2 separate regions of the Homo sapiens genome follow, and region 1 is linked to region 2. Evidence: chromatin loops called from intact Hi-C (ENCODE). Cell type or tissue: ovary. All regions are shown on one strand. Links, peaks and the distances in the headings refer to the core of each region. The heading gives the core; the rest is flanking DNA.

The links. Peaks named below come from ENCODE experiments on the same cell type or tissue, not always from the same donor. Only the 100,000 strongest peaks of a DNase experiment are listed, where the experiment ranks them.
Region 1: it touches region 2 in a loop (12-fold over the local background); 13 of 110 quality-filtered maps call a loop at or near these places.

The regions. Positions count from the first base shown.
Region 1 is chr5:149,272,166-149,277,540 of GRCh38, reverse strand. The region is part of intron 1 of AFAP1L1 (actin filament associated protein 1 like 1); the gene reads right to left. Among named protein-coding and RNA genes, the nearest start is that of AFAP1L1, 3.0 kb to the right of the region's middle. RefSeq lists enhancers at 4,082-4,621, 4,622-5,163, 5,164-5,375. In ovary, for the core only: no CTCF peak of the experiment used is centred there; a DNase peak (open chromatin) is centred at 5,070; H3K4me3 peaks cover 360 bases.
Region 2 is chr5:149,327,733-149,333,107 of GRCh38, reverse strand. It overlaps AFAP1L1 (actin filament associated protein 1 like 1), which reads right to left. Exons shown (of 19, transcript NM_152406.4): 16 at 3,278-3,442; 17 at 235-413. LOC124901103 (a long non-coding RNA gene) reads left to right here and starts at 2,966. Exons shown (of 2, transcript XR_007058989.1): 1 at 2,966-3,179. In ovary, for the core only: no CTCF peak of the experiment used is centred there; no DNase peak of the experiment used is centred there.

The DNA of each region.
Region 1 (5,375 bases), core at 73-5,072, 55 kb after region 2:
GAAGAGGTATGTCTGCATGGAAATTCACAGCCTTGGGGACAGAAGTTGGGTCTCAGGTCACTGCAGGGGGAGGTCATCATATGGATTAGCTACAGGCTGCCTGGTCAATGGACACTGTAGGGAAGACATGGCCTTCCTAATTTGGATCTCAAAAGCTGGTTCAACGGAGGCAAGACACAGGCAGAATGGATTCTCAGATCATCTGTTGAGCAATGAAAATCTCATTTCATGAAAAGAAGAGCATCAGATTATTTCTTGAATTGCCCAGTAGACAACATGATCTCCCCAAGAACACAGAACGCAGCAAAAGAAATTCCTGTCTTGGGTTCAATTCAACTGCAGTAGTTGAAAAAGAACCAGTTGTGAAGGGGAAAGGAAAGGAACCTTGAGGGAAATAAATCACTCCACATGAGCCTGGGAGATCAGACATAATGTTGGACATTAAGAAGGCAAATTTTAAAAAATCAGAAAAAATTCAGACCATAGCCTTAAAGAGATGGTGATCCAAGAAGAATGAAAAGTTCACAAAAGCAAAACTGTGATGACATAGCCACAGTCAGTAGGCTTGAATAGAGAGACTATATAACAGAAAATGAACATTTCAGTCACTCAGCAATGTCATTTGGACAGTGGTCCAGTTATTGAAGGTCATAAGTGGATTTCCAAGAGATAAGCACCATAAGGGATCACTGTGATACAAACAAGATTATAACCTGTTCCCTGTCTTTGAGTTGTACACAAAGCTGTCTAATTCAGTATTTAAAACAGAGCAGGGACTCAAAAAGCAACATCAGAGTTGGAGTAGCTTGTGGAAGAAGCAAGTGAAGTTCTGTAAAGCAGTCTTATTAATGGTGAGTGTGGGAAAAAAAAATTGTAATTACTAAAATAGCCAGCATTTATTGAGTGGATCCCCTATGCTAGGTATTATTTGTAGGTTATTTATAACAAATCCAAGAAGTAGGTGCTATCAGTATCATAATTTATCCTCATCTGCGGGTGGTGCCATTTGCTTTAGATGTATGATGTGGTAGACAGGGACAGAGAGCTAATTAACTTGTTCTGTAGAAGGCGGTGTCCATAGACATTGGCTTTACCTGATGGTTGATTCTCTTGTGTGGTATTTGTGAATCAGAAAACCCTCTGGAAGGATTGCCATTATGATATAAGTGGTTTCTATGTTTGTTACTGTGCTTTATGAATCCTTTTCTCTCCCCATGGGAAAACACATACCCTGTTGGAAGAGAAATTCTACTTTCGGCGTTTGTTTCCATTCTCAAGTCACTTGACTTTGATGCTGAGCTTTTTATGCTCAGCAAATTCACAGCAATTGCTGTGAAATATCTGAATAGTGCAGCTTAAGTGCCATGGAGATGTCTGGGGCCTGAAACAGGAAGATTTGGCATCTAGGTTCTGCTCTAAGGCTTGGGCAGGTCACCTGCCACCAAGGAGGCAGTCAGCAGCAAGCTTAAGATCAGGACTTTGATATGGAGACAGCTGGGTTTGAACCACAGCTCTGTGTCTCATATGGAGAATGAATGAGCAAATTAATGTCAGTGACCTAAGCTTGTTGTTATGGACTGAATTTTGTCCCTCCCAAATGCATATGTTGAAGCCCTAACCCCAAGTGTGACTGTATTTGGAGACAGGGTCTTTATGGAGGTAATTAAGGTTAAATGAGGTTGCAAGGGTGGAGCTCTAATCCAATAGGACTGGTGTCCTTAGAAGAAGAAGAGACGGCCGGGCATGGTGGCTCACGCCTGTAATCCCAGCACTTTGGGAGGCTGAGGCGGGTGGATCACGAGGTCAGGAGATGGAGACCATCCTGGCTAACGTGGTGAAACCTCATCTCTACTAAAAATACAAAAAAATTAGCTGGGCATGGTGGTGCACGCCTGTAGTCCCAGCTACTCGGGAGGCTGAGGCAGGAGAATGGCATGAACCAAGGAGGCGGAGCTTGCAGTGAGCCGAGATCCCACCACTGCACTCCAGCCTGGGTGACAGAGTGAGACTCTGTCTCAAAAAAAATTAAAAAATGAAGAAAGAGGAAAGAAGGAAGAAAGAAGAAGAAGAAGAGGAAGAGGAAGAAGAAGAAGAAGAAACACCAGAGATCTTTCTCTGGATGCACAGAGAAGAGGCCACGAAGGGACATGGCAAAAAGTGTCCCTACAAGCCAGGAAGAGAGGTCCCACCCGACACTAACCCTGACTGCACCTTGATCTTAGACTTCCAGCATCTGGAACTGTGAGAAAATTAATTTCTGTTGTTGCAGCCACCCAGTCTGTGTATTCTGTTATTGCAGCCCTTGCTGGCTAATACCCTGGCTGAGCCTGCTTTCCCCTGAGGTATGATTCATGATAGTCCCAGCTCATAGGCCCCATCCTATGGGTTGTTCTGAGAGGAGCCACATAAGAAGCTGAGGACAGTGCCTGGCACATGGCAACAGTTTGATGATTTCAGTTATTATCGTGAATACCAATGTGTGGTTTTCTTCCCTAGTCAGCTGGGCATGACAGTCCCATCTCTCACATGGTAGGCAGGAGGCTGAAATGAGACCTGTGCTTCTTAAGCCTTCCCTGATGACAGAAGAGAGTGCACACCTGCCTGGGAACAGGGGTACAAGAAAGGTCTGCTGGAATACTTTTTTTTTTTTTTTTTTGAGACAGAATCTTGCTGTGTCGCCCAGGCTGGAGTGCAATGGCTCGATCTCGGCTCACTGCAACCTCCACCTCCCAGGTTCAAGCGATGCCTCCTCTCCTGTCGCAGCCTCTCGAGTAGCTGGGATTACAGGCGCCCGCCACCACACCCAGCTCATTTTTGTATTTTTAGTAGAGATGTGGTTTCACCATGTTGGGCAGGCTGGTCTCGAACTCCTGACCTCAAGTGATCCACCCACCTTGGCCTCCCAAAGTGTTGGGGTTATGGGCGTGAGCCACTGTGCCCAGCCTGGAATACTTGAAGTCTCATGTTTTATCTTAAAAATGCATGCAGATTTTTCATTCTGATTCATAAACGGTTGTGTTTGCAATTATTTATCAGAGTAGAGAACTGAGGAGCCAGACAGTTAAACTGATCTTGTGTGCCCAGCCACAAGACCACTTTACTTGAGATGGCCTTTGTAAGTCACCAAGAACTGATCTGAGTATACTTAGTACTATTCTCAAACTGATTACTTGTACAGCAATGTTGATTTTTAAAAAGAGAATACTACTAAGTATTGCTGTACAAGTAATCAATTCGAGGTGCACTATAAAGTGTGTTGTATTTTACTAATTAAACCACTGTTGGAGCTCCTCACTGTGCACTATGTGCCAGGTGCAGTGTCAGCAGATTGATCACAATAGATCCACTCCTTGCCTTCCTGAAGCTTACTTCTGGGTAGGGAGGCCGACACTAAAGAGTCAGATAACTATGTCTATAAAGTTGTGACAAGAGGTGTAAAGAAAGATAGCAGGCTAGAAAAGCCTGCAGGGAGAGAGCAGGTCAGAGCCCTCCTAGGCTCTCAGCACCAAGGGATTCCTGGGAAGTCTGACTTCCTAGGAAGAGTGCTCTGGAGGCAGCCTTCTGACGTGGAGGTTGTTGGTTACCAAGCATTTAAAGTGAAGTGAACTATTGTCACTCTGTCTTAGGATGACACAGTGCACTTTCCACAGGCCTGGGTAGGCCTAGGTATGGATTTTTGTACTGGAGATCAGACAGGTTGGTATTTAAAAACTGGTGGGGAGTGGGGGTGGTGGAGAGGTTGGGGAGGTGGCGGGCGACTAGGAGTGTGAAGGGGAGGGGGGATGGTGGTATTTGCTTTAGACGCATTATGCAGGAGGTGGGAACAGCAGGACTGAGGGGTGTGAGAGGTGCCTCTTCTCTCTGTTTTTCCTCCCTGATGTACACTCTTCACACTTGCCTAGAAATCAGTTAACAGGTGAGAACTGCTTTACAAATCTAGGCCTCAGTTGCTAAAGAACCAAACAGAAGCCCACTCTCTTTCCTGCCTGCCCTTCCCAGTCCCTGAAGGAGAAGGTGAATGCAGTATTCTCTGTTGGGGAGGGGCAAGTGAGGAGGTTGAACTGGAAGCCAGGAGTCCCCTCTGGCCCTCTGAGCTCGCCAAGCCTGACTTTCCGTTTAACAGGAGTAAGGGAGGTTACCCCACACCTGCTCCCGGCTCATCCCTGCCCCAGTGCCTGCTAATTGCTCCCATGCCCCTGTTCCCTTCTTTTTTTCCTCCCTTCGGGGGCTCAGCACAGCAAACAGGCAGATGGGGGAGAGGTGTGAGATTATCGTGGGGAGGGGAATGAATTTTCCATTATTAATAACAGCAACAACAACAACACTTCGCCTGTTGGCACAGCACTCACTAGTTTATCTAGTGCCGTCACACCTGTGATCTCTTTGGATCCCAGAGGTGCAGACTGAAACCCTGGGGTTCTGATTCCCAGCCTCTGACACTGTTCACATGTCCAAGCAGGCCACTTCTTTACAGACACACACATGCCCATCTGGCCATTGCCAAAGGCCATGTCTAGACCTTTACTTAAAATGTGCGCTGCCGGGCGCGGTGGCTCACGCCCGTAATCCCAGCACTTTGAGAGGCCGGGGCCGGCTGATCACCTGAGGTCAGGAGCTCCAGACCAGCCTGGCCAATATGGTGAAACCCCGTCTCTGTTAAAAATACAAAAATTAGCCGGGTGTGGTGGCGCATGCCTCTAATCCCAGCTATTCGGGAGGCTGAGGTAGGAGAATCGCTTGAACCCGGGAGGCGGAGGTTGCAGTGAGCCAAGATCGCGCCACTTCACTCCAGCCTGGGCAACAAGAGCGAAACTCCGTCTCAAACAAAACAAAACAAACAGAAAAAAATGTGCGCTAGCCCCCTACGAATGCTGCCCTCTCGGCTTATGTCAATCTCAATTTCAGTAAGTCCCCTCCACTTCTGTGAAACGTCTACCAAATACACTGGAAAAGGGTCGGCAAGGTGCCTTGGAGACCATCTAGTCCAACTTTGTCGCTGGTCCAGAGAGAAGGGCTGGGCCGAGGACACAGCTGGTGCGGGATAGAACCACCCCCGCCTCCTCCCTCCCTGGCGCACACATGCATGCACACGCGCGCCTGCTCACGGCGCTCCTCCTTCTCGCAATGCCCTAGGCAGCTGCAAACTTCGGTCCCCTAGAGCTTCTCCCTAGGGGCTGCCCACAGCGGGTGTTTCGGGAGTTGAACCTGTACACCTTGTTTTCCCCTTTAGAGTGGAATGAGGTGGGAGGAGCTCGCTGTCCTCCGGAAACTAGAGGGGGATCTTTTATGAAGTTACAAATCGTTAGCCTATGAAAACTCTGATTTCACACACGAGAGGCGAGTTGGCCCCAGGACACGGGCGTTGACACGCACCG
Region 2 (5,375 bases), core at 214-5,213:
ATGGTGCTGCTGTTGTGGAGACAAGAACAGGCCAGAAACCAAGAGAAATTGCTCCAAGAGTCCTCTTCCTAGCTGTGCCACCCATGGCATGCCCTTCACCTCTTTGGACTTCAGTTTTCTTGTCTGTAAGTGGGCATAACCCCTACCTCCAAAGAATGATCATGAAGAAGAGATCTGTAGTGAGTGGAGGGACATAGGAGTAGCTGCCCCTGGCATGGAAGGGCCTGGACTCACCCCACTCTTGGGCTTGCTGCTCACGGAGAGCCCCAGGGCTGGCCCTCCTGCCAGGGACTGCTGCAAGCGCTCCTTCACAGCCACCAGCTTCAGCTCCAGGTCAATCCGGCGCTCCTCCTTTGCCCGACACTGAGCTTCCAGGGTGGCCACGGCTTCTTCCAGAGCCTTTAATTTTGCTCCTGAATCAAGAGACATTGATAAGAAAAAGCTGAACCTGACCTGAAATGTCAGGGAATCTGGCAGGGCCTCAGGCCTTTGTCTGCCCCTCCTAGAGGGCCCTTCCAGCCCCCAGTCTTGGTTAAGAGATGGACTCTGGGTTTGGGGTTCCAGCTCCATACTAGGATTCCAGCTCCATAATGAGATGAGGTCTCATTATGTTCTTCATATGTCTGGTTCCTATTTCACCATCTCCTGGAAATAGCACTCTGAGTTTTCGTTGGGAAACCACCTTCCCCCTCTCATTCTGTCTTTTTTTTTTGAGACGGAGTCTCGCTCTGTCGCCCAGGGTGGAGTGCAGTGGGTGATCTCAGCTCACTGCAACCTCCGCCTCCTGGGATCAAGTGATCCTCCTGCCTCAGCCTCCCAAGTAGCTGGGACTACAGGCACACGCCAGCACACCCAGCTAATTTTTGTATTTTTAGTAGAGATGGGGTTTTGCCATGTTGGCCAGGCTAGTCTCAAACTGCTGATCTCAAGTAATCCACCAGCCTTGGCCTCCCAAAGTGCTGGGATTACAGGCATGAGCCACTGCACCTGCCCCACTACCCCCATTCTCTTTAGTTTGAGTGGGGCTGACTCTACTTCTAGTTCCAGGGTTTGGCACATAACTTAGGTCTGCCCCATAATCACAACTCATCTTCTGGTGACAGTGATTGGATTAGGGATGAAAGTCGGACCAATCAGAGTGAATCCAGAGGGCTCTGCGGTGGTCATTGGGAGGAGAAGCTCTCTCTGCTTGGGTTGGCTGGGAGGGCTGGCACTGTGCAGCCATTGTGGCATCACAAGGGAAGAATGAAACCAAAGGAGAGAAGGGTAGAAGCATGAGTGTGAGAAATAAGCTTCCTGGTGACATCATTTAAGTCCCTGGACCCCACTACACCAGATCGCTCAATTTTCCAATTACATCTTCTTTCATTTCTCTGCCAGTTTAGCTTTGGTTTCTGTTACTTGTAAACAAGTGTCATAGCAGGGCTTTACAGACACCAGAGTTTTCAGTAGGATTTGCTGCTTATTCAATTTTTTTTTTTTTTTCTTGAGACGGAGTCTCGCTCTGTCACCCAGGCTGGAGTGCAGTGGCGTGATCTTGGCTCACTGCAAGCTCTGCCTCCTGGGTTTATGCCATTCTCCTGCCTCAGCCTCCTGAGTAGCTGGGACTACAGGCACCCGCCGCCACACCCGGCTAATGTTTTGTATTTTTAATAGAGACGGGGTTTCACCGTGTTAGCCAGGATGGTCTCGATCTCCTGACCTTGTGATCTGCCCACCTCAGCCTCCCAAAGTGCTGGGATTACAGGCGTGAGCCACCGCACCCAGCCTCAATTTATTTTTATTTTTAAATTTTCTTTAAAAATTTTTAAAAAATTTTCTTTCTTTTAGAAAAATAGAGATGAAGTCTCATTATGTTGCTCAGGCTGGTGTCGAACTCCTGCACTCAAACAGGCCTCCTGCCTCGGCTTCCCAAAGTGCCAGGATTACAGGCATGAACCACGGCACCCAGCCCACTTTTTTGATTTAATCTAACAAACCTATATTAGTACCTTTCTCATGCCAAGTGCTGTGTTGGGTCTTACCAGGTTTAAAAATCAGTTCCATTCTTTGCCCTGAGGGAGGCTGTGCCGGAGGGTTTTCCAGTAATGTTGAACTCTTTATATTCACCATTCACCATGTATTTAATGCATGGTGCAAAATTTAAAAAAAAATTTTAATGCAAAAATTAAAAAAAAATTTTTTTTAAAAATGCTTACCATGTATCAGGCATTGTCCTTGGCCCTAGATATATCAGTGAACAAAGCAGGCAAAGATCCTTGCCCTTATGGTGCTTATATTTGTGTGTCTGTGGCAAACAATAAATAATAAATATAATAAATAATCTGATATGTTACACAGTGGTAGTGCCATAGGGGAAAAAATTGAGCAGGACAAGGAGAGTCAACTTGCTCCAAATCCTGGTTCTGACTCTCAGAAAATTCTTTATATGGAAACCAAACTGCCTTCCTGTGCCTTCCTCCTATTGATTCTGGTTCTTGGCCACACAGAACAAGTCTTCTCCTTTAAACCAGAAGTTCTTAATCTGAGGTTCATGGAGTCTTAGGCAATCTATGGATAGGCTCCACAGGCAGCCACATGAGCTCCTGAACTTTTTTTTGCAGCATTGTGAACTGTGGTGTTTCTTCTTAGGAAAGCGTCCATAGGTCCACCAGATTCTCATAGGGCTACATGTTTGTGGACATGTTATATAGAAACAGGACTTCTGCTCCCTCCAGCATGTGAAGAAACCTTAGGCTTAAAGTGTGTCAAACTACAGTTAGAGAGAATGCAAAGGAAACACAGCAGAAAATAGGGTGTGGAGAAGCCCAAAGCAGGCAGGGCCTGCTGAGGTCCCTGGGTTTCAGAAGAGGATCCTGGGAAAGTGTCATGTCCATTATTCCCTGCACTAGGACCAATGTCTCACATATATCTGTGAATGAATGAAGGTGCGGTTCAAAATGACATCTCTTATTTCCTTGATTCTAAGGCACACTTCTGTGCTTCATATTTCTAAAATCAGGTTGCTTCTTACTACATTAAGTGTATACATTATTGTGATGCTTTTTCATCCTCCAAAACAAGTTATTAAATTGATGGCACTTTCTTTAATTGGGAGGAATGATGATGATAATGATGAAGAGGAGAAGAAGAGGAGGAGGAGGAGAAGGAGGAGGGGAGGAGAAGCCCACTTCTCTTGGGTAAGAAACCAGGTGACTTGTGCAAGAGACCTCCCTTTACTGTACCCAAGGATGAGCTGGCCACCCATAGGTGCTCAGGACCACACCCACATAGGTACCTGGGCTGCTCCGAATGGCTTCCTTCAGTTCCCTCTTCTCCTGTCTCAGTGCTATCAGCTCTGTCCGAATCGTCTCTTTCTCTTTCTCCAGCTTCTCTTTTTCTACCAAGTACCTCCGGGCATCCTCCTCGGCTCGGTTCTTGCCATACTTGTATTGATTGGCACCTGCAGAGATATGGGGAAGGGAAAGGCCCTCAGTTCTGACCTCTGGCAAAGGTACTTGTGTGGTGTCAGCTTCTCTTTCAGCCCCAACTTCTCCATCTATGAAATGGAAATATTTAGACCTAGTCCCTTAGATATATTTAGTGTGAATCCTCTAAGGAAATAAGAAGCAAAAGGGAGGCCACAGGGCACACGGACTAGGAGCAAGGCCTTGGAACAGACAGTCTGAGATTTGGGCATTTTTGACCTTCAGCTGGTCAAAGGTTGTGTGACATTAGGCAAAAGTGACTGGTAGTGTGACATTGGTTGTGTGACATTAGGCATAAGTGACTGGTAGTGTTCTTCTGTGCCTTTCCCCCTTGACCTTAGTTTCCTTATTTGTAAATAAGGATACAGATACAATTTACCTCATAGAGTTGTGGTAAGGGTTAAATGAGATGATTAATGAAAAGCACTTAGTATAGTACCTGGCAAATAGTAAGGGTTAGATAATAATGATAATATTATTAAAAAACAAATTTGTGATGTAGAACATACTTTGGTTTTAAAAGAGCATATTTTATAGTCAGTTTTCAGATATCTATAAGTCAAGGAGACTGTTCCATGTAACTCAGATCTCCAGAGATTCTAGACTTTGGACTACAGTCAGGCATTGTCCATTTTATTACTGGGGAAGGGGTTGGGGGAGCGAGGAACCTGGTGTTCTACTGCAGGTTCAACACTATGATGGACAATAAAAACAAATAATTATGGCAAAAATTATTTATTATTTACTACACACAAGGAACTATATGCTGAGCCATTCACTTGCATTTCCACTTAGTCATCATGAAACTTATTTTTTTTATTTATTTTGAGACAGAGTCTCGCTCTGTCACCCAGGCTGAAGTGCAGTGGCGTGATCTCAGCTCACTGCAACCTCCACCTCTGGGGTTCAAGCGATTCTCCTGCCTCAGCCTCCCGAGTAGAGTAGCTGGGACTACAGGTGCCCGCCACCATGCCTGGCTAATTTTTGTATTTTTAGTAGAGATGGGGTTTCGCCATGTTGGTCAGGCTGTTCTCGAACTCCTGACCTCAAGTGATCAGCCTGCCTCAGCCTCCCAAAGTGCTGGGATTACAGGAGTGAGCCACTGCGCCCAGCCCACAAAACTTACTGTAATTAATTTTCTTTTATTGTTGAGGAAACTGAGGCACACAGAGGTTAGGTCCCACTGCTAATGGTGGCAGAGCCGAGGTTAAACCCATGTCTCCATGTCTCTCTGACTCCAGGGTCCATGCTGTGCAATACTGCTCTAGCTGGGCCAAGGCCATAGTTCAACCTCTTAGGGAAAGTTTTACTTTTTTTTTTGTGCGCTATACAGAGGCGCACACAGCTTTATATAAGTCGGTGCAGAATAATTCCTGCAGTTTATGGATAATTGGGGGTCTTGTCTAGCCAGCTGCTGCAGGGATTGCAGTGGTCACCCAGTGACCCATGCAAAAATCTGTTCCTGACACAACTACCTGCAGTTCAAGCCTGATCATAAATACAGCATGGAGGGCCTTCTGGCTTTCATTGTTACTGATGAGAAGTCAGCTGTTAATGTTACTGGGGTTCTCTTATACATGATGACCTGATTTTCTCTTCTGCCTTCAAGATTTTTTCCTTGTCTTTGGTATTAGCATTTTTACCATGATGTCTCTTTTGTAGATCTCCTTGCCTTTATCTTACTTGGATTTCACTGAGCTTCGTGGATGTATAGATTAATGTTTTTCAATAAATTTGGCAAGTTTCAGCCATTATTTGAATATTTTTTATGCTCATCTGTCTGTCTCTCTCTCTCTTCTCCTTCTAGTACTCCCTCTACACATATGTTTGTGCACTTAATGGTGTTCCACAATCCTCTGAGGCTCTGTCATTTTTCTTCATTCTTTTTTTCTCTTTGTTCTTGGTTTG